Linked DNA regions of Homo sapiens: regions 1, 2, 3, 4 and 6 are each linked to region 5. Evidence: chromatin loops called from intact Hi-C (ENCODE). Cell type or tissue: A673. All regions are shown on one strand. Links, peaks and the distances in the headings refer to the core of each region. The heading gives the core; the rest is flanking DNA.

Evidence for each region. Peaks named below come from ENCODE experiments on the same cell type or tissue, not always from the same donor. Only the 100,000 strongest peaks of a DNase experiment are listed, where the experiment ranks them.
Region 1: it touches region 5 in a loop (14-fold over the local background); 48 of 110 quality-filtered maps call a loop at or near these places.
Region 2: a loop joins it to region 5, with 4 times the contacts of the local background. A loop is called at or near these places in 43 of 110 quality-filtered maps.
Region 3: a loop joins it to region 5, with 8 times the contacts of the local background. A loop is called at or near these places in 24 of 110 quality-filtered maps.
Region 4: it touches region 5 in a loop (4-fold over the local background); 16 of 110 quality-filtered maps call a loop at or near these places.
Region 6: it touches region 5 in a loop (8-fold over the local background); 9 of 110 quality-filtered maps call a loop at or near these places.

Annotation. Positions count from the first base shown.
Region 1 is chr16:87,907,522-87,912,328 of GRCh38, reverse strand. All of the region lies in intron 2 of CA5A (carbonic anhydrase 5A), which reads left to right. Among named protein-coding and RNA genes, the nearest start is that of CA5A, 27 kb to the left of the region's middle. RefSeq lists an enhancer at 2,682-2,751. In A673, for the core only: a CTCF peak has its summit at 2,788 (motif pointing right); DNase peaks (open chromatin) are centred at 1,028 and 2,808.
Region 2 is chr16:87,847,917-87,852,723 of GRCh38, reverse strand. SLC7A5 (solute carrier family 7 member 5) reads left to right here. Exons shown (of 10, transcript NM_003486.7): 2 at 875-1,000. Among named protein-coding and RNA genes, the nearest start is that of MIR11401, 3.6 kb to the left of the region's middle. RefSeq lists enhancers at 1-631, 1,538-2,443, 2,287-2,581, 2,444-3,350. In A673, for the core only: a CTCF peak has its summit at 2,580 (motif pointing left); a DNase peak (open chromatin) is centred at 2,523; H3K27ac peaks cover 3,665 bases.
Region 3 is chr16:88,559,693-88,564,499 of GRCh38, reverse strand. ZC3H18-DT (ZC3H18 divergent transcript) reads left to right here and starts at 2,517. Exons shown (of 3, transcript NR_146877.1): 1 at 2,517-2,996; 2 at 3,129-3,249; 3 at 3,775-4,397. In A673, for the core only: a CTCF peak has its summit at 2,362 (motif pointing right); DNase peaks (open chromatin) are centred at 2,399 and 3,569; H3K4me3 peaks cover 513 bases.
Region 4 is chr16:87,834,682-87,839,488 of GRCh38, reverse strand. SLC7A5 (solute carrier family 7 member 5) reads left to right here. Exons shown (of 10, transcript NM_003486.7): 6 at 672-775; 7 at 1,548-1,644; 8 at 2,842-2,991. SLC7A5-AS1 (SLC7A5 antisense RNA 1) reads right to left here and starts at 3,224. Exons shown (of 2, transcript XR_007065175.1): 1 at 2,687-3,224; 2 at 1,802-2,076. RefSeq lists an enhancer at 1,613-2,812 and a silencer at 4,592-4,807. In A673, for the core only: no CTCF peak of the experiment used is centred there; a DNase peak (open chromatin) is centred at 2,028; H3K27ac peaks cover 3,942 bases.
Region 5 is chr16:87,775,378-87,780,055 of GRCh38, reverse strand. LOC102724467 (a long non-coding RNA gene) reads left to right here and starts at 908. Exons shown (of 4, transcript NR_120309.1): 1 at 908-1,248; 2 at 2,056-2,188. It overlaps LOC105371399 (a long non-coding RNA gene), which reads right to left. Exons shown (of 3, transcript XR_933871.3): 3 at 4,391-4,678. RefSeq lists enhancers at 1-323, 454-543, 874-973, 324-1,189, 1,190-2,055. In A673, for the core only: CTCF peaks have their summits at 808 (motif pointing left) and 2,037 (motif pointing left); DNase peaks (open chromatin) are centred at 785, 2,005 and 2,285; H3K4me3 peaks cover 903 bases; H3K27ac peaks cover 2,097 bases.
Region 6 is chr16:88,434,834-88,439,640 of GRCh38, reverse strand. It overlaps ZNF469 (zinc finger protein 469), which reads right to left. Exons shown (of 3, transcript NM_001367624.2): 3 at 1-4,807. The coding sequence ends at 309. Among named protein-coding and RNA genes, the nearest start is that of ZFPM1, 16 kb to the left of the region's middle. RefSeq lists a silencer at 2,042-2,191. In A673, for the core only: CTCF peaks have their summits at 1,872 and 2,073 (motif pointing right); a DNase peak (open chromatin) is centred at 2,140.

The DNA of each region.
Region 1 (4,807 bases), core at 503-4,502, 130 kb before region 5:
GTTTATTTTATTGTTTATTTATTTATTGAGATGGAGTCTCCCTCTGTCGCCCAGGCTGGAGTTCAGTGACACGACCTCGGCTCACTGCAACATGCACCTCCCGGGTTCAAGCGATTCTCTCACCTCCGCCTCCCAAGTAGCTGGCACTACAGTCGCGTGCCACCACGCCCAGCTAATTTTTGTATTTTTAGTAGAGACGGGGTTTCACCATGTTGCCCAGGCTGGTCTCAGACATCTGACCTCAAGTGATCTGCCCGCCTCAGCCTCCCAAAGTGCTGGGATTACAGGTATGAGCCACCGTGCCTGGGCGATGACAGTAATTTTAATAATAACAATAACACCAGTCATAATAATAGTAAGTGGCTACCATTATTTGAGCTCTCACTGCGTGCCAGGGACTGTGAGGGAGGTACTTTGTAAGCATCACCGTACTCAATCCTTGCCATGGGCCCCTGAAGTAGGCATCATTATCCTTTTATAAACGTCTAGTCTGGGCCACAGACCTATAAAACAACTTGCAAAGCCCCACCGTGTGAAGCCAGGATTGGAGCCCACATTTGCCTGGCTTTCAAACCAGTGCCAATATGTGATGGTCTCAGAGGCTAACTTCCAGGGAGCAGTCTAGGTTCCATCGTCGCGGAGTTCTGTGGGCAGGGGCTTGCAGTGGCTGCGGCCCCTGCCTGCCTGGGGAGGTGGCACACAGAAGCCCTCAGCCGTGTCACCCTTTACAGCTTGGGAACGTGCACTACCTCCCAGAGTGGCACCGGAAGCAGGCCGGTCCTTTGCAGCATCATGTTATTTGAAATTTCCAGTAATTAGAACATCTCAAACTTCTCGTGTACTAATTTTAAGCCTTCAAACAACCCGTGCCTGCCAAAAGCCTGCTCATCTTGGTAAAAGCCCCGAACTACAAATAGATGGCTATTAACAGCATCTGTTGTAATAGCAGAGACAATATTCTCTGGGGCCAGCACGTCACAGCCTGGAGCCGGCCCCAAACGTCATCTGTTATTATGTTTGGAGAGTCTGGCACGCGCTGAGGCAATCGTTCAATTATATCTCCATGAGCCGGTTCTGACGCACCTGCTTACACAGAACGCTGAGGCAACAGTGGCCAGTGCTGCCCGGTGGACCAGCCCTGCTGATAGCAGAGTCCGGGGGATGGGGGCTGGCAGCTTAAAGACCCCTTTTCGTGAATTGGGCTTGCCTTTTTTTTTTTTTTTTTTTTTGATTAAGGAGAATACCCTGACATTGTATTGTCATTATGAAAAGTCACTTTAGGCTGGGCACAGTGGCTCATGCTTGTAATCCCAGCACTTGGGGAGGCTGAGGCGGCAGATCCCTTGAGGTCAAGAGTTCAAGACCAGCCTGGCCAACATGGTGAAACCCCGTCTCTACTAAAAATACAAAAATTAGCTGGGCATGCTGGTGGGTGCCTATAATCCCAGCTACTCGGGAAGCACAGGTGAGAGAATCGCTTGAGCTCAGGAGGTGGAGGTTGCAGTGAGCCAAGATCTGGCCATTGCACTCCAGCCTAGGTGACAGCAAGGCTCCATCTCAAAGAAACAAAAACAAAAACAAAAATTAGTGGGGTGTGGTAACACATGTCTGTAGTCCCAGCAACTCAGGAGGCTGAGGCAGGAGAATCACTGGAACCTGGGAGGCAGAGGTTGAAGTGAGCCGAGAGCACCCCACCGCGCTCCAGCCTGGGTAACAGAGTGAGACTCCACCTAAAAAAAAAGAAGTCACTTTGAGATTATTTTATCCAGGTCTGCAGCCTTAAATTGGGTCCCTAACTTTACTGGCAAGGCAAGTAGCAGAGTTTGGCCTGAACCCTACTACAAAAGCTGAGGGCCTGGACCGTCAGACCTGGGTGAGGTTGCCGGCTAAACTGGGGCAGGTGACCGAACCTCTCTGCGTCTCAATTTCCTCATCTCAAAGTTGGACTCACAGGACCTGCTCTGTAGGGCCATTGTGAGGAGTTCATCCTGGGAGGAACATAAAGTTACCTCGCAATGCCCAGCAGGTAGCAGGTGCCCAGCGAACGCCAGCTCCTCCGCTGCACTCTGGTACACACCAAGCCTTCTCCATCACGACAACGACGTGAGCTCATGGACAGGATGCGTGGTGCCCGGGACACGGCAGAACCTGGCCAGTGAGAGCCTTTGCCCCTTAATCAGCTGTTTCACCCCATGAAGGCTTCAGTGGCTTCCAGTTCGTTGTTTTTTGTTTGTTTGTTTGTTTTAGAGTGCTTCCTTTACGTCAAGCGTTGTGCTAAGGACTTCGTATTTCCCATGTGACTTAACCGTAACAGCAGTCCTATGGTGGGGGTTCAAGGATCATCCGCACTTTACAAATGGGGAAACTGAGGCTAGAAGGGGTGCAAAAGCTGGACCTAGAGCACACAGTTTGGGAGTGGTGGCCCCAGCTTCTGAACGTGCGTCCGACTCCAGACCCCACTCCTGACCCCATGCTGTGTTGTCTACAGGAAGAGTAACGAAACACGGCTTTCCAGTTTTTAAAGAAATACGCTTGGCATTTTGCTGGTGGGCGGTCTTCGCGGCGCAGGTCTAATTTCGGAATTTACAGTGGGATTTAAAATTTGCAGTGAGATTCTCTGTTTCACCTTGAAAGAGGCTCAAGGTGTATGAATCCCACACTAGACTGATGCTGAAGAGGAGCCTGTGGAATCCACACCCGCTGGCATTTCCAGTAAAAAGGCCTCTGTGTCTTCCTGAAATGCGTGCGCCCCGCGCGGGCTACGTTGCTCTTCACCGAACTGCCACCAGGGGCCGCTCCAGCCCAGCCCGAGTGATCCATCGGCCCCTGCACCTGCTGTTCCCGAAAACGCAGCGGCCCAGCCTTCCTTTGCAGTTATCCTCTTAGAAGAACGAACGTTTCGCTTCCCTCCTCATTTGCGTATCATAGAGCCAGAGAGACCCAGTAGCCTTTTTGGGTTTTCCCCTGAGCGTGCTTGGTCCCCAGCCCAGGGTGGCCGCCGTTTCAAGCAAGTCCCTTGTTCAGGTACAGGCGTGCAGATGCCCCGAGCCAGCCTGAGGAGGGGCCGCATGTCCCGAGGGCCCCATGGTTCCCCTCAGGAGGCAGATTGGAAAGGGCTGACTTGTCTCTTACTCCAGTGAGTAGAGAGGCGGGGGATCCGGCCCATCAGAGGCTGCTGCAGTAAAGAATTCTGTGAGAGGCTGGGCACAGTGGCTCACGTCTGTAATCCCAGCACTTTGGGAAGCCAAGGCAGGCGGATCATGAGGTCAGGAGATCGAGATCATCCTGGCCAACATGGTGAAACCCCGTCTCTACTAAAAATACAAAAAAAAAAAAAAATAGCCGGGTGTGGTGGTGCGCACCTGTAGTCCCAGCTACTTGGGAGGCTGAGGCAGTGAGGCAGGAGAATCTCTTGAACCCGGGAGGTGGAGGTTGCAGTGAGCTGAGATCACGCCACCGCATTCCAGCCTGGGCGACAGAGTGAAACTCTGTCTCAAAAAGAAGAAAAAGCAGAAGAAGAAGGAGGAGAAGAAGAATTCTGGGACAGCTCGGGGTCGGGAAGGATGAAGAGATGCCTGTGGGCTCCAGCCCTGCTGGAAACCCTTGGGAAAGTCTTCCAGCCCCAGAGTTAGCACAGCACCTTACCCTGCAGAGGCTCAGGGCTCACAAGTCCCTTCCGGTCCCAGCAGCTCCCGTTCCTGGCCCTTGTTGGTTGGCCACAGTCTGGAGGGTGACTTTTCTACTAGGTTTTGTGGGTGGGGATCCGGCAGGCATCGGCTGTCAGTGGACTTATGCCTCATGCAGTTGGCGTCGCTCTCTTTGGAACCCTATTTATGTGCCTACGTAGAACCCTAGGGTGCTTGAGCTGGGACCAGGAGAAACGTGTAGTAACTCTCTTTACACAGACGAAGCTGCGGAGCCCCTGAAGGGTGTGCGATGCGCAATCACCACCACTGCCATCATCAGACAACACTTTACAAAATGCCTCCTGCCTTGTCTCCATTTATCCTGCCCGCCCTTCTCATTTAACAGGTAGAGAGGCTTAGGCTCAGAGAGGCTAAGCTACTTGCCCAGGGTCACACAGCAAGTTAGAAGCAGAGCTGAGTTGCAAATCCAGGTCTTTAACTATTTCTGTGTTCTGTGGACTTTCCTAGAGATCCCAGGCGGTTCCCCAACTGCCGTGGGAAAGGCTCGATTCCACTGTAACACACAGAGCTGCTTACCGACCAAGTGATTCGATGAATAAATCAGTGGACTGACTAATCCCATTCGTTCCTGTATTCATTCATCCCATGAGGGTTCGTTGTGTGCCTTCGATGACCCCTTCCTGCACTAAGTCCTGTTGATACAGTGATGGTCCAGACGGAAACAACCGCTTTTGTTTGTTTGTTTGTTTGTTTTTGAGACGGAGTTTCACTCTTGTTGCCCAGGCTGGAGTGCAGTGGCGCTATCTCGGCTCACTGCAACCTCCGCCTGCCAAGTTCAAGCAATTCTCCTGCCTCAGCCTCCCAAGTAGCTGGGATTACAGGCACCTGCCACCACACCTGGCTAATTTTTTGTATTTTTAGTAGAGGTGGGGTTTGACCATGTTGGTCAGGCTGGTCTTGAATTCCTGACCTTGGGTGATCTGCCTACCTTGGCCTCCCAAAGTGCTGGGATTACAGGCGTGAGCCACCACACCCAGCCTAGAAACAGCCTCTGCTCTAAGAGTGCAACTGGATGGGACTTAACTCAGTCTTACAAATGGCATCTACCAGGCTGGGTCCAGTCTAATTTGTCCATGAAGCATCCATCATCCCTGCCTTCT
Region 2 (4,807 bases), core at 338-4,337, 72 kb before region 5:
GGCTCAGCGTGCCTATATATTGCAACAGAACCCCCAACACACACACACACACACACACACACACACACACACACACACACACACAGAGGCTCAGAGCTGGGTGCCTTACAGGGCCCAGGAGGACGTGCTGGTGTCTGGAGACCTGTCTGAGCGTGCCTGACCCCACATCTCAGCGCCTCCTGGGGCAGGCGTTCTGGCCATCTGTGTGGGGTCACTCAGGCTTCTGAAGCACACGGTGCTATTTTGGGTTTCATCGTATGCCCCCAAAGCAGCAGGGCAGCAGGGTCTGCTCTGCTCACCACAGGCCCCTGTGGCCCCTCCCAGGCTGCCGTCCCCAGGTGACTGGCCAGGTAGTTCCGGGAAAGCGGGACACCCCACTTCTGTTGGAATCCACAGAAGATCCTCTTTGAGGAAAGGGCCCCGCCCTCATGGAGTCCGGCAGTCGGGCTGTGCGTGGGTCTCACAGTCAGGTCAGGGTGCTGAGTAGGTACAAAAAGGTGTAATGGGCGCCTTCCAAGTGGCAGGGTCACCTTGCTCACCTGGGTCTCTGGAGGCAGTGACCCCACTTGAAGTCCTGACTACAGGTGGGACTCCATGGCCTGGTGTGGTGGGGGGTGAGGAAAGGTCCCTTGCAGATCTTAAGGGGCACCTGGGATCCAGCCCTTAGACCTGAAAGGACTGCGAAGTTTATCAAAACAGGTCTCAGAAAGTCAGAACGTGCCCTAAGGGCTGGCAGGGGACTGGAGCTGTTTAAGGAGCTTGTTTTTCTGGTGGACCTGGCCCTGGGGTGGGGGTGGGGTCGTCACCTCCCAGCCTACCCCTGAGCTGGCGTCTGTCTGCCCGTGGAACTCACCGCTGCCCTCTGTCTCCACAGTGCTGCTCACGGCCGTGAACTGCTACAGCGTGAAGGCCGCCACCCGGGTCCAGGATGCCTTTGCCGCCGCCAAGCTCCTGGCCCTGGCCCTGATCATCCTGCTGGGCTTCGTCCAGATCGGGAAGGGTGAGTACGTCCCCCAGGCCCCACCGGCGGCCCCTCGAGGCTTTGCCTGTGTGTCCTTCACAGGGCATGAGGTCCCGTCCCCGGGTGCCTCCCAGTCCGCAGCTCTGCAGTGCTGTACAACGTGGAGATTTCCCTCTGGGAAAATCACCCAGCAAGTGAAATCCGACCCAGAGGGGGACACAGGAGTGCTCCCGTGGGACAGCGTGGCCACCACTGGGAGGGGCTCTGGCAGTTTTTCTTGTTTTTTACGCTGCGATGTCTGTGAATCTTGAGAGCCCAGCTGATGCGTTGTAACCTCACCTGGGGGCGATGTGGAACATTCCAGGCCTGGCAGGGGCTATGCCTGCCATGCAGACCTCACCCGAGCCATCTCACCCTGGGTCTGTCAGAGTCCCACGTGCTGTCGCCCCTCACCCACCCCCGACGGGGCCATGCTCCTGGTCATGCTGTGATTCATTCATCATTCCATGGGCAGGTGTGGGATTGTCTCTGTGTTTCTGTCTGCTTTTTAAAGAAGATGAGGTAAGCATGGAAAACAAAACAAACGTGGTAACCCCATCACTCAGACGTGTCCACTGTTAGCATTCGGGAACAGGTGAGAGCAGTCTGGCGCACAGGTTTTAAGGCTGGCTGGCCCAGACTTTGGTCTTGTGCTGTGTGATCTTGGGGAAATCACTGATTCTGAGCCTTTTTCCCAGCTGCTTTTTCTCTTGGGGCTGGTAGAAGGAATAAAGAGAGTGAGTGTGAAACAGCCCCCGCCCCTTTGCACCTGTGTTCTCTGTTGACGTGGACTGACACAGTTGGTATTTTGCTGGGTGTCTCTGGACCCTTTAACACACACTCCATAGATCTGTGTTCTGTGTCTGCCTGCAGAGCCTCCACCCTTTCCACACTGCCATTCCGCGGTGAGGTCGGGCTGGGGTTTCATAAGCAGTTCCCATTTGTGTGGTCACAGACCCTGGGACACACTGTCCTTGGCACTGGATCCCACCCGTGGTTGGGTACAGTTGAAGTGGGGGGCCCTGTTGCTTGAGTCCAGCAGGGATGCCTCTGTCTGCAGTTCCTTCTGAGTTTGTCTCCATCCATGTTGGAGCCAGCCTAGGAGCAGAGCAGTTAGGAGCTGGCCTCCTTCTCTTCTCTCCCAGAGCCTCAGGTAGAGATGATCCCAGTCCTGGAGCTGTGGAGCTTTCGCTGAGTGCAGGCACCCGGCGGATGCACGCTCTGGTGACTCGCAGTCACCGATGGCTGCAGAGAGGCTGCCTGGTCCCACATGGCTGTAGGGGAGGCAGGTAGGACCCCAGGGCTGCAGAGGACAGGGCAAGGACCTTGCTCCTAGAGGCAGGAAGGTCCTCACCCAGCAAGCTGTGAGCTGCCCCGCCCCCATGCACGGCCAGGCCAAAACATGCAGACACAAGGACGCTGCCTCCTCCTGTGTGGGGCCCTGCCTCAGGGCTGGGAGGCTCTCCTGTGTGCACCGTGCCACTGGTGGGCTGTGAACTGAACAGTGCCCCGCAGCACCCAGCACCCAGCACGCAGCTTTAGCTGAGCCTCCGCCTTGCTCCTGGCGCCCCCTGCTGGCTGTACGTGGCACTTCGCCTTAGGACAAAGTCTGGCTGCAGCTGGGGAGGGGTCTCCACACCAAGCAGGTAACCTGGGCCTGCAGGGGGATGCAGTGCCGGGCTATACTGACCTCACCACAGCGAGGCGAGCTCCAGGGGCTGGGGCCAGACTGTCTTTATCAAATGTATCAATCTGTACAAAGTCTGCAGCAGGTGTTAGTTACCTGCCTCATCGTCGAGGGGAAGTCCCACTTGATTCCCAGGTGGCTCTGGAAGGTTGCCCAGGTCAATCCTTCAGGAGCTCGAGCCCATCCCCCATGCATGTGTCTGACCAGGGATTCTCAGAGTCGCCCGGGGTACCAGAGCCACCCAAGAGCTGGCAGGACAGGGCTGGCAGGAAGTCCCAATTCTGAACCTTCCTGGGACCTCAGGTTCCGGCACCTTACTCAAGGCAAGACGAGCTCATTCCATGGCTCCCGGGCACTCAGAAGTTGCCCAGGGAGGTGGTTGGGCCTGAGTGACATTTTACGGGCAGGAGACAAATCCATCCTGTGCCTCCCAGAAGTGGGCACGGAAGGGGTGCTTTGCTCGTGAAGGCCTTTGCTTGGCTGCGCTCATCAGATAGCCAGGAAAGATTTAGGAGGGGAACGTGATTTTTGTAAAAACAAATTTCGGTAGGGAGAGCAAAGAGCTTTTGTTCGACTTGAATACATAATAGGTTTATAATTCCGTTAGCTGTTGAAAGCGTCCTCCCACCGTGCTCCCCCCAGCAATTCCCTTCTGAGCTTTGGGATACAGTGCAGTGTCTGCAGAATTCCTGTCTCCTGTTTGGCTTCAACAGATTTATTTTGTTACCAGATGAATGCCTTGCTTTTAGAAGATACATTGTGTTGACCCCTTTCTCCCAAAGCAGTTGTCCAACTTTATACCCCCCAGTGGACGCAAAGCCCTTGGGCAGCTGCCCCCTCCCCTCGCTGGCACCTGGCAGCAGCGCCCCCAGATACTTCAAGGCAGAGACTCCGGCCTCAATTTTGCAACGACTGGCAAGTGGCCCTTTCCGGGTCTGGAGAATGCAGCGAAAATCTGGCAGAGCAGGCCTGGCCCACGCACCTGTTCCTGCCTGTCCCGCACCCTGGGTGCCCTGCTCCATTGGGGCTGAAAAGGCTCCTCCTTGCTGCCCTTGGCCCCCAGGTGGGCCCTGTGCTATGGAAAGGCACTGGCCCTAGGGTCCTGTAGGCCTTGGCTGACCTGTTTCCTCCTCGTCAGGGAAGTTTGTAATCACCCCTTCCCAGTTGGCCATCCGCAGAACCATCTTCTGTCCCGTGTGCCGCATCTATGCCGGGTCCCAATGAGAACATGGCCCCGCATCCAGAGCTCATGGGGGGACCTGAGAGCCATAGGCACGTGAATGGGAGAGTCGCAGTGGGGAATAAGCGGGGCCCTGGTGCAGACCAGAAAAGCCCTTCTGAGGGGTTGGGCCTTTCCTGAGATGCGGGCTGGGAGGGGCAGCTGGCTGAGTGACAGGGGCGACTCTGCAGGGGCCTGAGTGGTCGGGAGCCCTTGCCTCCTCCGCGTCTTGGGGGAGTCATGGCTGCCCCTAGGCTGGGGCATGGGGACACGCAGGCTTAGGTGTCACATGAGGTTCTACAGTTAGTCCCAGCCTTTTCGAAAGGGAGACAGTACTCATGAGGGTTCAGATCTGACCCACCGTCCCATGAGTCCACTCGCAGGCTGTTGCCTAAGGAGAGGGTGGCTGGGCCTTCGCCTGCAGGGCGGAGGGTGGGAGCGAGGGCACAGGCTCTGCCGTCCCAGCCCAGCAGCAGCAGCACGTCCCTCCTGGAGGACACAATGGGGCGCTTTGTGCTTTGCTTGGGCTGCAGCCGTCAGCGGCAGAACAAACTAATCTCTCCTTGAACAGTTACAGATTGGATAGTTGGGCAGATTTAAAAAAAAGGTTGCATAAAAACTTTCTTTTCCTTCTCCTCCCACATTGTACTGTTGGAGGTCAGTATTCCCCTGGAGCAAATTTGCCCTTTCACTCTGTCCACAAAAAGGAAAGAAAGCCGCAGCCTGCCAGGGCGGCGTGCCTCTTGCTGTCCTTCACCCCAGGAGGGGAAAATGCTTCCCCTGGGCAGGGCTCAGACCCCGGCTGAATGGCTTTGCTGAGCTGCTGGGCCCTGGGTCCCGGTGGCCGAGACCCCTGGATGTGACCTACACCTATGAGTAGGGCACTTCTGGACGGTCCCGT
Region 3 (4,807 bases), core at 558-4,557, 780 kb before region 5:
AGGAACTTCTTCCAGTTGCCTTATGTGCAGAGAAGGAGGCCGAGGCCCAGAGATCACTTGTCCAAGACCACCCCTGGCTTAGCCAGAGCCCACACTGAAACCCAGCGTTCTCAGCTCTTTTCTTGGCATTGTGCAAAGCCGCTTGCAAAGAAAGTAGTGACTGCCCCATTGAAGAACAAGGGGAAGCAATGCAGGCTTTTGAGCAGGGGAGCAACATGAAGAAAGTAGCATGTTATCATTTTGAAGGCCTCCTATATCTGAACCACCTCTGATTCTGTCGTCGCTATTAAGTGCTTTTTCTCTTGGTTTTCAGTGATCTAGTCCCTGCCTCTTTTTTTTTTGGAGACAGAGTCTTACTCATCCCCCAGGCTGGAGTGTAGCGTAGCGGCACGATCTTGGCTCACTGCAACCTCCGCCTCCCGGGTTCAAGTGATTCTCCTGTCTCAGCCTCCCGAGTAGCTGAGACTACCGGCATGTGCCACCATGCCTGGCTAATTTTTGTATTTTTAGTAAAGACAGGGTTTCATCATGTTGGCCAGGTTGGTCTCAAACTCCCAACCTCAGGTGATCCACCTGACTTGGCCTCCCAGTGTGCTGGGATTACAGGTGTGAGCTGTCGTGCCCTGCCCTTCCCACATTTTTGAGACGGGGTTTTGCATGTGTTGCCCAGGCTGGAGTGCAGTGGTACAATCATGGTTCACTGCAGCCTCAAACTCTTGGGCTCAAGCGCTCCTCCCACCTCGGCCCTCAGAGCAGCTGGGAGTACAGGTGTGCACCACCATGCCCAGCTATTGTTTTCGTTTTTTGTAGAGATGGGTTCCCAGTGTGTTACCCAAGCTGGTCTCAAACTCCTGCGCTCAAATGATTTTCCCACCTTGGCCTCCTAAAGTGCTGGGATTATGGGCATCAGCACCATGTCTGGTGATCTGGTCCCTTCTTCTTTTTTTATTTTTATTTTATTCTTTTTTGAGACAAGGTCTGACTCTGTTGCCCAAGCTGGAGTGCAGTGGCATGAACAGGGCTCACTGCAGCCTCAACCCCCTGAGCTCAAGTGATCCTCCCACCTCAGCCTCCCTCGTCCCTGGGAATACAGGCATGCACTCCCGGCTTCTGGTCCCTTCTAAGAGCATGCCTTGTGCTATGGTTTGAATGTTTCTCCTAGACTTTATGTGTTGGGAACTTAATCTCCACAATTATATGCTTTTGGAGGTAATTAGGATTGGATAAGGTCATCAGAGTGGGCCCCCATGATGGGACTAGTGGCCTCATAACAAAAGAAACGGGCCGGGCGCGGTGGCCCACGCCTGTAATCCCAGCACTTTGGGAGGCTGAGGTGGGCGGAGCACGAGGTCAGGAGTTGGAGACCAGCCTGGCCAATATGACAAAACCCCGTCTGTACTAAAAATACAAAAATTAGCCGGGCGTGGTGGCAGGTGCCTATAATCCCAGCTACTTGAGAGGCTGAGACAGGAGGCAGAGGTTGCAGTGACCCAAGATGGTGCCACTGCACTCCAGCCTGGGTGACAAAGCGAGACTCCATCTTGAAAGAAAAGAAGAGAAAGAGAGACTTGGGCTGGCGTGCTCTTGCCCAGCGCCATGCTCTTGGACCTCCAGCCTTCAGAACTGTAAGAAACAAACCTCTCTTCTCTATAAATTACCCACTCTTAAGCTATAGCAACAGGTAACAGACTAAGACACCTTGTAACTTTTCTTATTCTTTTTTTTTGCTCTGCGATTACAGGCATGAGCCATCGCGCCCAGGTTAGCCCTGTCCAGACTGGCTTTGGGGGTTACAGCCCTTGTTCCCAGGGAGTGGAACTTCTGTGCTCCCAAGGGAAAGCCTGTGATGGTCACCAGCCCCCGCCCCCCACAGGGCTTGGTCTCCAGCCCGTCGCAGCTGCCAACACCCCTGCTCAGCTCTCCATCCTCCCGGGAGCCTTTTCTGTTGGGTTTCTTGGAGTTTCTTGGGGGCATATTCAGCTTAGGGGGCGGCCACGGCCTGAAGGGGATTTGCACTCAGGGCTTTGGGCTCTTTCTCCAAGTTCCCTCAGGCCCCAGCAGGTTTGGAGCCTCAAACTCTAATCCCTGTTTCTCAGCTCGGCAAGGCTGTGCTTTCTGTTTTTGGACCTCCACGCCAATGTGGGAAGATGCCCCACAAGGAAAACCAGGCTGAACGTGGGCTCACTTTCTTGTTTATGTTCGCTCAAGGGATATAGCCCCGGGCCCCACCAGCGCTGGTTACTCCCCACAGGCCCCGTTACATGCGTGTATCACACAGCGAAGCGTGTGTGTCCAGCCTGTATCCATGTCTTCAGCGGGAGGCCGAGTGCCATACCAGCGGTTCTGTCTGAAAGCATTTTACGAAGGATAGCCCTTGCTATTTCCTCAAAGAGCCACCAGAGGGCACTCCCACTCCGCCCAGCCGCTGTTCCCGGGGGGAAGGGGGGATGGGGGGGTGAAGGGTGATAGAGGGGTGGGGGGGTGGGGGGGTGGGGGATGGGGGATGGGGGGGTGGGGGTGGTCCCAGGCCCTGGACTGCAGGTGAAACCTGCAGGAAGCCCTGTCTGTTCTGTGTGGGACCCCCACTTCCATCATGGCCCCCACCACAGACACAGTGAGTCCACTCCAGTCCCTGTCCCAGCCTCTGGAGGGATGCTGGCTCTGACCCCATCTGGCCCCCTGCCTTTCCCTCGAGATGTCCATGGGCCCCCAACTCTTTGACGAGGTCTCAGACACCCCAAGGAGGCCGGGGAAAGGATTCCCGGCGCAGCTGAGCTTGAGGCTGGGGGCTTTTCTGTTGTTTCTGCAGCCCCAGGGCCTGGCACCGTAGGACCTCTGCAGGCTGGTGGGGGTGAATGAATGATTGATTGATGAATGAATGAATGAATGAATGTCAGTTCAGCTGCCATTTCACCGCCTGGAATTTGGGACTCGGACTGGCTTCCTGGCTCCTCAGCTTGCAGACGGCCTATTGTGGGACTTCACCTGGTGATCATGTGAGTCAATACTCCCAGTAAACTCCCCTCCATGTATACATCTGTCCTATTAGTGCTGTCCCTCTAGAGAACCCTGACTCATATACTGGGGGTGACGTCAACGCTGCTGTGACTGTCATTTTCTGGTTCTAGAGAAACAGTGGACCCACTGAGACCAAGGGCAAGGGGAGGAAAGGCCCGGGGTAGGGCTGAAGACACAGGTTCCAGGCCCAGCTCTGCTGCTCACCGATGAGGCTTCTCCTCTGTTGAGCAGGTACAATCGTAGGGCCCTACTCTTGAGCTTGCCGTGTGGGTTGACGGTGGCGGTCCACATACGAACACTCAGCGTGGTGCCTGGCATGCAGACAGGGTTCTGTAAATCTCGGTCGTCGTAGACGATTCCATTTATTACCACCGAGCACTTCATGACCCCTTTAGGCAAAAGACTTCCCTCTCTGGACCCCTGCCTCCACTTCTACGTGGTGGCGGGTTCAGGACTGATGGCTCTGTAGCTCCATCCCATGCCATTTCATTCCATTTTCTTCCTTAGCTTCTCCATGTCTTGGCTTCTCTGTTGGGGTGATTTCAGCACCACATGGAGGACAGCAGCCTGGGAGCTGTCCATGGAGCTGAATTCATGGGAGGGCACCTGGTGGAGAAGGCGGGGTCGGGCTGGAGGTGGGGGTGGGAGGGAATCAGCAGGGGATGGCCAGAAATGGAGGGAGCTTGCGTCCATTGGGCACAACTGGGTCTTCCACGCCATGACAGCTCATGGAGTCAGCCTTTCCTGTCGTTCCAGGTAGCCCCAGTTGGGAGCTGAGGTGTGTTGATTGGGGCTCTGGGAACCATAGCCTGCCAGCTGTGGCTTGGCCATCCCCTCTGCCAGCGCTTTCCCGCCCATCAGCCCTTTTCTCTGGAGTCCCTCCTTCAGCCAGGTCCTGAAAAGTCATACCTTTTGGCCAAGCTGCTGAAAATACTACTCAGCCAGAACTCATGTGCTCATGCCAGCCTCATTCATGACACCCTCCAAACCAGAAACAGCCCAGGAGCCGATCAACAGCTTCATGGGAAAATGTATTGCAGTCTATCTCATCGCCGGGCCCTTCCGTGGCCGTGGAGACGGGCGAATCATGGTCTATCCCGTCGCCGGGCCCTTCCGCGGCAGTGGAGACAGGCGAATTGCAGTTATGCGCAGCAAGGAAGCCTCTCTCAATCACATTGAGCAGAAGTGGCCAGGCTCAATTCTGTGGAATTCTGTGTGGATCACAAACAGGCAACATAGAGGATGGTGTTTTGGGGTGCATGTTGAGGGAGAGACGGGGTTCTCTTCATCACAATGGTGGCTGGCCTCCAGGAAGGGAGGGACAGTGGCTGGGAGGCCAGGGGCCTCTGGGATGCTGAAAAATTCTTTTTCTTCTCCTTCTTCTTCTTTTTTTTTTTGAGATGGAGACTCACTGTGTGGCCGAACCTGGAGTGCAGTGGTGGGACCTCGGCTCACGGCAACCTCTGCCTCCCAGTTGAAGTGATTCTCATGCCTCAGCCTCCTGAGTAGCTGGAATTACATGCGCCTGCCACCATGCCAGGTTAATTTTTCGTATTTTTAGTAGAGATCGGGTTTCACCAGGTTGGCCAGGCTGATCTCGAACTTCTGACCTCAGGTGATCTGCCCACTTTGGCCTCCCAAAGTGCTGGGATTACAAGGCATGAGCCACAGCACCCAGCCCAGAATGGTTAATTTTATGTTATGTGAATTTCACTCAATAAAAAAAAGACAGGAAGGGGAAAGAAAGAAAGAAAAGGCAGGGAGCCGGGCATGGTGGCTCATGCCTGTA
Region 4 (4,807 bases), core at 293-4,292, 59 kb before region 5:
GCTGGGGGAGTCAAAGGGGAGAAGGGTTTAAAATCTGATACCAAGCCACACCCAGAACCAGCTATAAGCCAGAATGCCTGGGGAGTCCAGGGCAGAGGTCATTTTAAATCTGAGTACAGAAAGATTGGAGTCTGCCACAGAGTGGGGTTCGTTAGAAGGCACGGCTGCTGCTGGCTTGGCAGGCGGGAGGCCAGGCCCGGGCGGTGTCACCGGGCAGCTCAGCCAGGCTGGCCTCGCAGTTCCCGAGGCTTCTCCCACTGCCCTCCCAGGGCTGGGGGAACAGGGAGTGGGTGCTCTGGCCAGCTTCCTACTGAACAAGCTCTGACTCCCAGCCCGCTGCCGGCAGGGCACCGTGCTGAGCCTGTGGAGGACCCCACGGGGGAAGGCAAGATCCCCACCTGCAGGCCGTAGCTTGCTCCAGGGAGTCCCAGAGGAGGGGGCAAATCAGGACCAGCAAGGGCTCCCCAACAAGCAGGCTGGGCAGGGGTCACTGGAAAGCCCTGTCCTGGGAAGTCCCCCCAGAGGCCAGAATCCAGCCTGAGAGGTCCTCTGCAGAGGGCTCTTGTGAGCACAGAGGGCGAGGGCTGGCCCGGTGCAGAGGGCTCCCAGTGAGCACAGGGAGGGCGAGGGCCGGCCCGGTGGGGCCCAGCTCACTGGTTGTGCCTGCCTAGGACTTCGGGAACTATCACCTGGGCGTCATGTCCTGGATCATCCCCGTCTTCGTGGGCCTGTCCTGCTTCGGCTCCGTCAATGGGTCCCTGTTCACATCCTCCAGGTGAGCACAGCCCGACCCACCACAGGTGAGGGAGGCCCAGGCCTCATGGCCAGGTTCAACATGTTCCATGTCTGTAAAAGGTTTGTCTCTGTGATACTGGGGATGCATAATTGCTCAAATAGGCCAGGCATGGTGGCTCATACCTGTAATCCCAGCACTTTAGGAGGCCGAGGTGAGCAGATCGCTTGAGCTCAGGAGTTCGAGACCAGCCTGAGCAATATGGCAAAACCCCGTTTCTACAAAAATATACAAAAATTAGCCAGGCGTGGTGGCACGTGCCCGTAGTCCCAGCTACTTGGGGGGCTGAGGTCGAAGGATTGCTTGAGACCAGAAGATTGAGACTGCAGTGAGCCGAGATGGTGCCACTGCACTCCAGCCTGGGTGACAAAGTGAGACCATCTCAAAAAAAAAAAAAAAAAAAAGGCAGCAGCAAGCCCAAATAATACAGAAATAAAGGAAGCATGAACTTTGGCCCTCGCCTCCCCACTCCTGCCTGGAGGTGACACAGCTGTGGTGTCCTAGATGCCCTGTGGCCGCCGCTTGACCCCCCGGGCTGGAGTGAGCAGTGGCTCCCAAGTTGCTGTCCTTGCCGAGTTGGTTGGGGGAACTGAGAGGCCCACAGCCAGCGGCTGGAGGGGCCTGGTTCCCACTGTGGCCAGAGAGGCCCAGACAAGCCAGGCACAGGCCCTGCCACTCCCCAGCCTGCGTGTCCCCTGTCCACGTGCTGAGTTGTGGGGCGGTGGCTGACTCTGCCACTCTTGTCTGTCCACAGGCTCTTCTTCGTGGGGTCCCGGGAAGGCCACCTGCCCTCCATCCTCTCCATGATCCACCCACAGCTCCTCACCCCCGTGCCGTCCCTCGTGTTCACGGTAAGCCTGCTGCACGGCCCTGTGCCCTACATCCCTGGGGGTTGTCCGGGGGCTCCCAGAGGGAGGCTGCCACAGCTTGCAGCTCTGTCTGGGGTGTGGACTGGGTGACAGCTCAAATGTGGCCTCCTGCCGAGCTCCGCTGAATGCCAGAGAGCGCTGGAGGGGCTTTAGATTTTATTCCAAAAATAATATATGGTGGCTGCCACAAACGATTCAGACCATCGGAAATGCGGGAGGCAGAAGCTGACCCGGGGTGCTGCTCTGCCAGCCGCCTGGCTCACTGCACCTCCGTGGGCGCCCACTCTGTTCGTTTCTCAGCGGGGTGCATCACACACAGTTTCCTTCCGCTTCTCCTGCATCTTTCCGTGCCAGCCCGCGTGACTGCCTTTGTTCCCTCTGGCTGTGTCACACATCACTCCAAAATGTAGTGTTCTAAAAGGAAAAGCACTTATTATCTCACAGTTTCCGTAAGTCAGGAATTCAGGGAGCTGGTGCCTGAAGCTGTGTTCTCATCGTAGGGTGTGACCAGGGCTGGAGAGGCCACTCCACAGTGGCTTCCTCCAGGGCTGTGGGCTGCAGGCCCCACCCCTGAGCACACTGGGCTCCCCCAACAGGCTGCTTCCCCCAAAGCCAGTGAGATACAGCAGAGGAAGCTGGGGTCTGGCAGCTGTGGGCTGGCCTCAGAGGTCCTGGCCCTTGCTTACTACTCCTTCCCTGAGTTAGAAGCCAGTCAGGAAGGGCAGCAAGTCCTGGACTCTTTGGCAGCTGCACGGTCCTCGGGAGCACGGCTGTGCCGGGGGTTACAGAAACTGTTTTCTTGGTGACCACTGGGTTAGGTCAGGTTGTGGCCCTCGCACACAGAGCCACAGTCCAGCAGAGCCCAGCTGTGTATGTACACTGTGTTCTTCACCTGTCCTTAACCCAAATGTGGTCTCCATTTCCTCCTCTCCTCCCTCCTTCCCTCCTCTCCTCCCTCCTTCCCTCCTCCCCGCCTCTTCCCTCCTCCTCTCCTCCCTCCTTCCCTCCTTTCCTCCTTCAAGACCTTGCATGTTGCTCAGATGAGGTTTCTCCTTTAAAACAAAATTCCCTGGTGCTCAGCTGGGCCCAGCCAGGCTGGACAGTCCCCGGTGGCCACCACGGCCGTCCACAGCCCTGCTCGTGGGCCCCAGGGCTCAGCCAGCCGCCTCTCTCTTCCAGTGTGTGATGACGCTGCTCTACGCCTTCTCCAAGGACATCTTCTCCGTCATCAACTTCTTCAGCTTCTTCAACTGGCTCTGCGTGGCCCTGGCCATCATCGGCATGATCTGGCTGCGCCACAGAAAGCCTGAGCTTGAGCGGCCCATCAAGGTGAGCCCGGGGCCTCCCGCTCACCCAGGCACCCTTCACAGAGGCAGGGTCCGTGGGTCCTAAGGACCCTGAGTTGGGAGCCAGCATCCCAGCTCAGCCTCTGGACCTGCCCCTGCCTGCATGCACCTGGGTCGACTAATTCCGGTGATGACTTGACCACCAGCTACGAGGGTGCCAAGTGTGACTGCAGGAGCCGGGGTTCCTCAAAGGACAGCAGATGGCACAGAGCTTGTGCTCCGTTGGGTGGAGGGAAGCAGATAAGGACACTGCAGTCATAGGTGGGCGGTGGTGAGCCCCGGCAGGGGCGGGGCAGAGCCGGGCCTGGCGCAGCATTCAAAGGGCCGTCGGGGCTGTGCTGGCAGGAGGAATGCAGGGAACCCGGCCCGAGGAGCGCCTGGGCCCAGCTGGACTCTCCTGGACTCTCCCCGTCCCCAGCGGCTCATTCAGAGGGGTAGCTGTTATCCGTGGGCTGCCTTCTCCAAAAACGGGGCCGTCCAGCAGAGGCCATGCTCTTGCCTGGGGCCCAGCAAGTCCCGCCGCCCTGGCCCTGACACAGAACAAGAGGCCAGAGCCCCTGGTGGCTGCTAGCCAGCAGCTTTTGTCACTCAGCTGGCCTATGGCTGTCACAGTAGCCCCTGCTTCCCTGCCCGGACCATCTCTCCCTCTGTGTTCCCGAAGCCTGGGGGCCCCGGGGGTGCCTGTGAATGCTGTTGAACGGGCTTTAGGCTGGGCGCGGTGGCTCACGCCTGTAATCCCAGCACTTTGGGAGGCCGAGGCGGGCAGATCACAAAGTCAGGAGATAGAGACCATCCTGGCTAACACGGTGAAACCCCGTCTCTACTAAAAATACAAAAAAATTAGCTGGGCGTGGTGGCGGGCGCCTATAGTTGCAGCTACTCGGGAGGTGGAGGCAGGAGAATGGCATGAACCTGGGAGGCCGAGGTCGCGCCACTGTACTCCAGCCTGGACGACAGAGTGAGACTCCGTCTCAAACAAACAAAAAAAACAGGGGCTTTAAAATACAGTCAGCACAAGAACCCAGATGCTGCCCCAAGAGAAGGCTGCAGAGGGCAGGGAGGAGCCGCCCTACATGGGCACCAGCTTGTGCCTGCTGTGCCAGCCTGGGGCAGTGCCTAGGGCACAGGGCAGTCACTGCGCACAGCGGGGGCTCAGCCCCCATGGGGACCTGGGCATGGGGTAGGCTCTACCCACTGTTGTGAGCCTGGGCACGGGTTGGCGTCTGTTCCCTGGGGACAGGGCAGTCATGCAGCCCACACTGATGGGCTGGGACCTGTGGTCAGCCCTGCATCTCCCAGGGTGCCCTGTCCAAGTATGGATTCAGGACAGCTGAGTCAATCCCCCAGCCATGCCGAGCCGCAGGTTGCGGCCTGCAGGCTCCTTGCAGCCCTGCCTGGCTTCTGTGCCGGGTGGAGCTCATCTGCTGAAGGTGACAGTTTAGGCTGCAGCTTCAGGGATGGGCTTTTGCTCAGCGCTGTCCACAGCGGCGTCTCCAAGAGGGTGGTCTCCTGGCTTATTAGTGGGTGGCCACTGTCTCCTGGAAGCATCAGGCCCCTGTGCGTCCTGGCGGCTCAGGGTTTCCAGGCCTGTGATGTGGGAATGGAGCCGTGACCTTCCCTGCCCGTGGGAGGCCTCGGGAGACGAAGCTGTCTCCTTCCATCCCTCATCATAAGCCGCCTGAGCCCCTGGCAACATGCCCAGCACTGTATGCAGAGTCGAGGGCGGGACAGCCCGGTGTGTGAGGCAGATGGAGTGCAGATCGCATCTTGGTGACCTGGAAGTCAGCAGCCGTGGGTGT
Region 5 (4,678 bases), core at 1-4,000:
CCTGAGGTCGGGAGTTTGAGGCTAGCCTGACCAACGTGGAGAAACCCCATCTCTACTAAAAATACAAAAAAATCAGCCAGATATGGTGGTGCATGCCTGTAGTCCCAGCTACTCGGGAGGCTGAGGCAGGAGAATCACTCGAACCCAGGAGGCAGAGGTTGTGGTGAGCCAAGATCATGCCATTGCACTCCAGCCTGGGCAACAAGAGTGAAACTGCGTCTCCAAAAAAAAAAAAAAAAAGAAAAAAGAAACCCTGTCTGTACTAAAAATACAAAATTAGCAGGGTGTGGTGGCGCATGCCTGTAATCCCAGCTACTTGGGAGGCTGAGGCAGGAGAATTGCTTGAACTTGGGAAGCAGAGGTTGCGGTGAGCCGAGGTCGTGGCATTGCATTCCAGCCTGGGCAACAAGAGTGAGACTCCCTCTCAAAAAAAAAAAAAAAAAAAGGAATGTAGCTTCTTGTACATTATTGACCTGGGGGTAGGGGTGAATTTGGGATTTCGGGACATTGCTTCAGAGGGCATCCTGACTCCCTCTCGGCCAGGTGAGACCTGGTGGCAGGGCCCCAGCGGCTGCCTGGGGACCAACCACCCGGCTGAGTGCCGGAGCAGCCAGCTCTGACGTCCGCGACCAGAAAGGACGCCAGATGCTTCTGTTGACGTTGACAAAGGGCTTTGCCAGGAGGCTCAGGCCCGCCTGCGGGCTGGTCCCCATCCTTCCTCTTAGACCCCGCGAGGGTGATGCAACCTTCGCATACTGCGGTTGCGAGGCTCCAAGGCCGCCTTCTGCGCGGGAGGAGTGACCCCTGGCGGCCGACGCAGACATTGCGGGCTTGGTGCTTGGACTCAACTTCTGAGCTGTGTTGCATCAGCCAACGGGCCCTAAGGAAGCTGAATAATGCCTCAGGCTTCCTGCCACCCTGCAGGCCGGGAAGTTGGCAGGTGTGGCGGGTGGGGTGAGGGGTCCGAGTCCCATGGCCTAGGACGTTCATTTCTCCGAGGCTCGGTCTCTCCTCTGGTGGGACCATGTCTCGAAGAGCCCCTGGCTTGGCTTCTGGAGCTGGCGGCCAGGTAGGAGCCCCCAGGAAAGCTCCATCGGCTGCTGCTGAGCCGAGCTCTCCTGAACCCGGCCTGCGCTGCCCCCAGCGCACCTGGACCACAGACCCAAGTGATGTGATATGAAGAGGGAATGAAACGCTGACAGGGAGCGCTGGCTCACGTCTGTGATCCCACCACTTTGGGGGGCCGAGGTGGGTGGGTCGCTTGAGCCCAGGAGTTTGTCACCAGCCTGAGCAGCATAATGAGACCCCATCTCTGTACAAAATATTACAAAATTAGCCGGGCGTAGTGGTACACGCCTGTGGTCCCAGGTACTTGGGACGCTGAGGCGGGAGGATTGCTTGAGCCCAGGAGACAGAGGCTGCACTGAGCCGAGATGGCACCACAGCACTCCAGCCGGGGAGACAGAGCGAGACCCTGTTCCGAAAGAGAGAGAGAGCGAGAGGGAGAGCGAGAGGGAGAGAGAAAGAGAGAGACAGAGGAAGAAGAAAGAAAGAAAGAGAGAGAGAGAGAGAGAGAAAGAAAGAAAGAAAGAAAGAAAGAAAGAAAGAAAGAAAGAAAGAAAGAAAGAGAAAGAAAGAAAGAAAGAAAGAAAGAAAGAGAAAGAAAGAAAGAGAGAGAACAGATTGCCACTTGCTACTTTTAACATACTATTACCAAGGAATGTATTGGCAGACCCGGACCATTTCTGACCCTTGACTCCTCCTGTCCAGGGCTGGGAGTGGAGAGTCAGAAATGGGGACCTGGTCAGGGCAAGGGGGCAGATGCTCGGCTCACGTCGTACCTGGTAATTTAGAAATGCAGCAAGTCTAGTCATGTAGATCTCTGGCTTTCTCTCTCGTTGCTTATTCTTTTATTATTATTAAATGAATGTTAATGTGGAAACGCCGTGTGCACGTGGGCAGAGCCAACCGTTCATGAGCAGTGTGCTTGTCGCCCCCTGCCGGCCGGCTGCTGCCCTGACCTGAATTATCCGCATCTCCGTCATGGTCCCCCAGAGCCACCAGGAAGATCAAGGAGCCAGGGCCACCCTCACGTTGCCTAGGCAACAGCATCCGTGATCAGACTGTAAGGCAACTGGGACCCATGCGTGCTCCCCGGGGGAGGCTGCAGGTTCACGTCGGTGTCCGGGTGAGTATGTCCCCTAACCATACTTCCTGGAAGGCGGGAGTTGGCTTCTAGGCACCCACCCGCTGTATCCCAACCTCTGCGCAGCACTGGCATCACGGGAGGTGCTGTTTTTGGATAAATCATGACTGACATGAAAAGATGCGCCACCTCCTGGCCGGCGTGTGGTGCTGTCCATGCTCTGGATTTTGGCCACAGCAACACCCGTCCAATGGCTTCTCATGGCTGTTAGAGTTTACATATCCCTGATAGCAGACGTTTGCGGATAAATGTCCATGACTTTTTTTTTTTTTTTTTTTTTGAGACGGAGTCCGCTCTGTCGCCCAGGCTGGAGTGCAGTGGCGCGATCTCGGCTCACTGCAAGCTCCGCCTCCCAGGTTCACGCCATTCTCCTGCCTCAGCCTCCGGAGTAGCTGGGACTACAGGCGCCTGCCACCACGCCCAGCTAATGTTTTTGTATTTTGTGGTAGAGACGTGGTTTCACCGTGTTAGCCAGGATGGTCTCGAGCTCCTGACCTCGTGATCCGCCCGCCTCCGCCTCCCAAAGTGCTGGGATTACAGGCATGAGCCACTGCACCCAGCCAAGAAATGTCCATGACTTATAAAGTCGTTAGTCAACAATTTCCCCATATCCAGGGAACACTTGAGGGACTGGGGTGCCAGGCACGTTTTGGGGGGCCCCACACAGAGTGTCTGGCAGCAGAGAGGGGAGCAGGAGGCCTCCACAACCTCTCAGTAATTCCACCTGCACCTTGCTTTTGCCTTGGGTCAGTTTCCAGCAGCTCCCTGGAAAAACCAAGTTTGTGTTTTTACTTTCAGTGTTGACCATGTTTCCAGGTCCCCAGCTACAGCAGTCCCCTCTGCTCCACCCCAGGCTACAGCAAAAAAAGAAAAAGAAAGAAACATAGGCAGATATGAGATATGAATCAGAGTGAGAGCCAACAGCAAATTCTTTTTTTTTTTTTTTTTTTTTTTTGAGACAGGGTTTTGCTCTTGTTGCCCAGGCTAGACTGCAATGAAGTGATCTTGGCTCACTGCAACCTCTGCCTCCCGGGTTTAAACAATTCTCCTGCCTCAGCCTCCCAAGTAGCTAGGATTACAGGCACCTGCCACCATGCCCGGCTAAGTTTTGTATTTTTAGTAGAGACGGGGTTTCACCATGTTGACCAGGCTGATCTCGAACTCCTGACCTCTGGTGATCCGCCCACCTTGGCCTCCCAAAGTGCTGAGATTACAGGTGTGAGCCATTGTGACTCGCTCTGACAGCAAATTCTTTTTTTTTTGAGACGGAGTCTGGCTCTGTCACCCAGGCTAGAGTGCAGTGGCGCAATCTTGGCTCACTGCAACCTCCGCCTCCTGGGTTCACGCCATTCTCCTGCCTCAGCCTCCCAAGTAGCTGGGACTACAGGCGCCCGCCACCACGCCCGGCTAATTTTTTGTACTTTTGGTAGAGATGGGGTTTCACCGTCTTAGCCAGGATGGTCTCGATCTCCTGACCTTGTGATCCACCCACCTCGGCCTCCCAAAGTGCTGGGATTACAGGCGTGTGCCACCGTGCCCGGCCTCTCCCCCCGCTTAAGAAGGTACTTTGTAATATTCTCCCCCTAACCTTGTGAATGTACTTTGTAATATTCTCCGAGCCCTTGAGAATGTACTTTGTACGCCTATCCCAAAAGGGTAAGAATTAATGATAATCCCACCACCCTTTGCTGACTCCTTTTTTGGACTCAGCCCGCCTGCACCCAGGTGAAATCAACAGCCTTGTTGCTCACACAAAGCCTGTTTGGTGGACTCTCTTCACACGGACGTTTGTGACACAGTGGTGTGATCTTGGCTCACTGCAACCTCCGCCTCCCACGTTCAAGCAATTATCCTGTCTCAGCCTCCTGAGTAGCTGGGATTACAGGCACACACCGCCATGCCTGGTTAATTTTTTGTATTTTAGTAGAGACGGGGTTTCACTGTGTTGCCCAGGCTGGTCTTGAACGCCTGAGCTCAGGCAATCCGCCCACCTTGGCCTCCTAAAGTGCTAGGATTACAGGCGTGAGCCACCGTGCCCAGCCTAATTGTTAGTATTTTTTAGTAAAGACGGGGTTTCGCCATGTTGGCCAGGCTGGATTTGAACTCCTGACTTCAGGTGATCTGCCTGCCTTGGCTTCCCAAAGTGTTGGGATTCCAGGTGTGAGCCACTGCGCCCAGCCTTCATTCACTGTTTATCAATCATTTATTTTATTTTATTTTATTTTTTAAGACGAAGTCTTGCTCTGTTGCCCAGGCTGGAGTGCAGTGTCGCAATCTTGGCTCACTGTAACCTCCATCTCCCGGATTCAAGCAATTCTCCTGCCTCAACCTCCCGAGTAGCTGGGATTACAGGCATGTGCCACTACACCTGGCTAATGTTTTTGTATTTTTAGTACAGATGGGGTTTCACCATATTGGGCAGGCTGGTCTTGAACTCCTGACCTTGTGATCTGCCCACCTCGGCCTCCCAAA
Region 6 (4,807 bases), core at 287-4,286, 660 kb before region 5:
AGGGGTGTGGGCTGAGGGGATGGGCTGCTGTCTCTTCAAGTACTTGGTACCAAGAAAACAGCTGTGTGGTCTCAAAAGGGCTGCAGTGGCCCCGTCTTTCACCCCCAGCCTTCCAGCAAGAAAGGGAATGCTGCCCACCTGGGCCCTGTTCAAAGCATCACCACCTCAGCTCTGACATCAAGGCCTGAGCAGTTGCACAAGAAGTCAAGTGGCCACAGAGTGGACCATCTCAGGGAGCCGGAGCTGGCCAAGGAGGCAGGCCGAGACAGGAACGCCCAGCTCCGGTCCCAGGCTCTTGCTCCTAGAAATTACTCGGAAGCATCTTTCTTTAAAGGGATTTTGAAGCCAGTTAGTCTCTGCCCGAAGAGCTGGCTGAGGAGGTCACTCTGGGCCTCGGCCGTCCGGTGGGTGTGTGGCTCGGCAGGTTCAGCACCGTGGACAGCTGTGCCCCTCTTGGGGGGCCTGAGCAGGGGTCTCCCCTGGGGGAAGGCCTTGCCCAGTCTGTCCTTCCTCTGTGTGTGGCCCGGCTCTGCCTTCCGCTGCTCTGATGGTGGCGGCCTGGGTTTGTTCTGGCTGTTGGGCTTGGGCTTGGTCGGGAGCACGCGGCTGGGAGTTGCCTGCTTCCGAGGGGTCCGGGGGGGCTTGTCAGGGGCTGAGGGGGCTCTCCCGAAGCTCCCCACACTTTCACTCCTGGCTGGCCCTGGGACCTGGCCCTTTTTCCTCTTCGTACTGCTCTCTCCCTTCTCCTTGGGACCTAGGCTCCCGTGGGGCCCCTGCTCACCAGCTTCCCTTGGCCCCTTGGTGCAGCTCTTGGCTTGGGCTCGAGCGGGGAGCCTCTCTGGTGCAGGGCTCCGGCTGGGGAAGCTGGGCTTGGCTGGGGTGGTGGCTGTCTCGCTCTGGAGCTGCCCGCTGGCTGGCTGGGGCTGGCTGCCACCTCCTGTCTTGGTGCCGGGGCGAGGGCTTCCACTGCCCTGGGAGCTGGGGCCGGGTTTGGCTTTGGGGGTGGCGGGCTTCATCCCATTCTCTGTGCCACGGGCCAGCTCCCCGGGTGCCAGGCTCCCCACCGCCTTCCTTGGGTGCACTGGGAACTTGAGTGCTTTGCTGGGGGTGGATGCTGCCGACCTGTCCTTTGATGAGCTCTGGCAGCCCGCAGGCTTGGTGGCGCTGCCCTTGTGGAAGGCGCCTCGGGGCCCCCCCTCAGACACCATGTGGCTTGAGGACACCTCCTTCTCTTTCTGAAGTAGGTGGTCTTCCTGGAAATGGTCAGGGGCACACCTGCCACGGGCACCCGGGGCCCTGCGTTTCCCTGAGAACACGAGAGGAGCCCTCTTTCCCTCCGCATCTTGGCCTCTGGCTCCCGGCCGCGGCAGAGATGCCCCCAGAGGGAGAGCTTGCTGGAGAAGAGGCCCGGGGCTGCCTGGGGAAGCCTCGTTCTCTGGCCTCTCCAGGGCTCCGTCCAGCGCGCAGTCTCCTCTGCCATCAGCCAAGGCAGCTGGGAAGGGAGACAGAGACGGCGGGGGACACTCCTGGTGGTTGGATGGCAGCTCACAACCTCTGATCGGGTGGGTCACGGGGTCTACAGGCCTCTCTAGGGTCTCGGGCCATCCCTTGGTGGTGCTGGGAGCCACCTCCGAACACAGGTGGAGCAGGGCCGGGAGAGAGCCCTCACTCAGGATGGGGCTGCTTCCCCGGGGAGGAGGCCTGTCCTCGCCGGGCCCAGGGGCACTGCCGGGCATGGCCACCCTGCGCCGTTTGCTGGGCAGTGTGCCCTCGAGGGCCCGGGCCTTCTGTCCCGGCGCTCCCGGCCTCCGCACGCCGCGGAACGCGAAGGGCTGCCGCCCCCCCCTGAGGTGCTTGTTCATGTGGCGGTCGAACTGCTCCTTCTTGGCGAAGGTGTAGTTGCAGGAGCTGCAGGCGAAGGACTTCTTGATGATGCGCATAACCGTGGCGCAGAGCTCGCAGGCATACAGCGGCGTGTGCTGCAGCTCCGGCCGCTCCAGCAGCCCGTGCGCCCCGCCCAGGTGTGCCAGCAGCTCCCCGTGCTCGGGGTAGACCCGGGGGCACCGGGGGCACAGGTAGACGCGCTGCGGGCTGTGCACCGCCAGGTGGCGCTGCAGCTTGAAGGGCTTGGGGAAGCGCTTCCCGCAGTGGTGGCAGTCGCGGGAGGGGTCCTTGCAGGCCTCGTGCACCGGGGTGGCTTGCAGGAGGGGCTCCCCGCCGGCCCAGGGGTCGGGGGACGGGCTGGGGGTCGTCCTGGGGGGGCCCGGGCTGCCGGCGTCAGCCAGGGCGGTGGCAGAGGCGCTGTCTGGGGTCGCGGCCCCGTCTGGGTTGCTGGGGGTGCTGCGTGCCCGGGGTTTCGCCCTCTCGCCCGGGCTGTCTTTCTTGGCTTCTCCCTCTTGCCCCCACGGGTCTCCCGGGCTCCCGGCGGCCTTGCCGGCGGAGCGCTTGCCCCTGTGGTGTTTGGGCGCGGGTTCCGTGATGCTGTTCAGAAGGTGGGCGACAGCGCTGCTGCCCTCCAGGCCTCCGGGCAGGTCCCCCAAGGACCTCCGCGCCTGCCCCCTGCGGGCGAAGCGGACCGCGTGCTCACGCAGGTGCTCGTTGTACATCCAGACGTCGGCCACCTCCTTCAGGCACATGCCGCACGCCCAGGGCCCGGCCTTGCTCTGCGCGTGCCTCTCCTGCAGGTGCCCCCGCAGCAGCTCCCGCGAGCCAAACCTGCGCTCCACGCACATGTAGCAGGTGGGCGGCGGCGCGGGCGTGTGGGCCAGCTTGTGCAGGTCCAGCTCGCCCAGGCTGCGGAAGCGCTGGAAGCACACTTTGCACTTGTAGGAGGCCCGCCTGCCCTTGGCCGGCCGGCCTCTGCCTTGGGCCCTCCCTGCCCCTGCAGCCTCCTCTGTCCTTCGGCTCTGTGGCCCCTGTGAGCTCGCCGTGCCCTCGAAGTCTAAGAAGCTGGGGCCGGGGAGACCCACGGGGTCTTCAAAGGGTCCCAGAAAGCACAGGTCTTGCATCTCAAACTTGGTGCTGAGCACCTCAAAGTCCGTGGCACGGAGCGGCAGCAGGTGGGTGTTCCCGGGAAGCCCACCGTCACAGCGTTCTCTCTCCAGGCTGGGGGGCTCGGGGCTCACATCTCCGAGAGAAGAGGAGGAGTCATCGGCAGGGGCCGGCATCTCCAGGCCTCGCCAAGCCGCTGGGACCATGTGCAGCTCAGGAATGGCCTCCGGCCGATCGTCCTCGGGGCAGTGGGAGGGCAGCTTCTCTGCACCAGCTTCCCTGCTGGGCTCCAGGGCCCACAGGCTGAGGCCGGGGGCCCAGGGGTCAATGCCAGGCACCCTGCTATTGAGGAACCCATCCAGGAGGAAGGACTCGGGCAGACCTGCGGGATCCTCGTCCTCCCACGGGTCCTCATGGCAGAGGCAGAGGGAGCTGGAGTCGCTGAGGTCCGTGGGCAGGCGGGCTGGGCCCAGCGTGGGGTCACCGCCCTCCTCAAAGCTGGGCTGGGTTGGCAGCGGGAGCACCGGCTTCTCACAGCGCTTCCCGTAGACATGCGGGTTCCTCTTTCTAGTCAAGCGACCGCCTGGAGGGAAGAGCTGGGAGAAAGAGACCTCATCATCAAACAAGCTTGGAGGATCCTTGGCACTGGAGCCAGAGGCATCAGGAGTGGGGCCTTCAGGCCCCTGGACTCCACCCTGGGTGTCTGGGTTGTCCGGGAGGCCCTGGAGGCAGCTGCTGGTGGTGCTGTCCGCCGGAGAGCTGGAAGTCTCGGGAAAACCCAGGGGGCCCAAGGGGGGCGTGTTCTCCTCCCAGACACCTTCCTCTGATCGGCTGTGGGCCCTGCTGCTGTCCTCCGCAGGCTCGCTCCCAGACTCTTTGCACACACCCAACGCCTTGGTCTCTCTTGGTCCCCAGAACCCCCTTGCCGAGGCTCCCTTCTGCCCAGTTGGCTGTTCCCCCAGAGCTGCACCATCCATCCTCCCTGGACACAGCATCCGATCTCCAGGTGGCTTCTGGGCCCCAGTCTCCCCTGCACACAGAGCCTCCTGGTCAGTCTCCGCTGCACCCTCCATCACCCCAGGTCCCAGAGTGGCCAAGCGAGGCGGCTGCTCCCCGTCAGCCTCAGGCCCTCCTTCCACAGAGAGGCAGTGGCTCGGAGAGGCTGCGTAACTGGCCATTGCAGGGGATGGTCTGGAGCCGCGCCCATCTGAAATCACATCAGCAGAGACTGGAAGAATGCTCTCCTCCCGGAGCCTTCTCCCTCTCAGCTTTCCCCTTTTCTTATTTGACTTCCCCTCTGAGTGGCTAGGAGAGTCCACGGTGGGCTCTCGGCGCCACCTCCGGCCTTCTCTTTTTTCTGCCTGTTTGGGATGCAGCTCATCTTCCCTGGCCTGGTCTGGTCTGGGCTTGGAGGCCGGAGTCTTCACATCTACCTCATGCTCAGTAGGGCTTGGAGGGTGCAGCTGCTGGCTGTGTGGGGACCCCGGTGCTCTGAGAACCTCCTTTGAGCCCTGGGCAGGCGGTGGCTGGGTGACGTGGCTGGGGTCTCCCCGTGAGTGATTTGGTCTCTCCTTCCCAGACACCCTGTGGCTTTTCTTCCTGGGCGGCTGGCACTTTTGGGCTAGGGGCTCTAGAGGCTGCTGAGCAGGCAAGGCCGCTGGGCTCGGCTCCGCGGGGGCTCCCGGGTGTGGCCGGTGCTTCCTGGCCTTGTGCCGGCTCAGGCCCGGCCCGGAGCGGAAGGAGGCTGCGCAGACCTCACAGGTCACAGGCCCATGTGGAGCTTGGCCCTTCCACTGGCCGTTCTCTGTAGATGCAG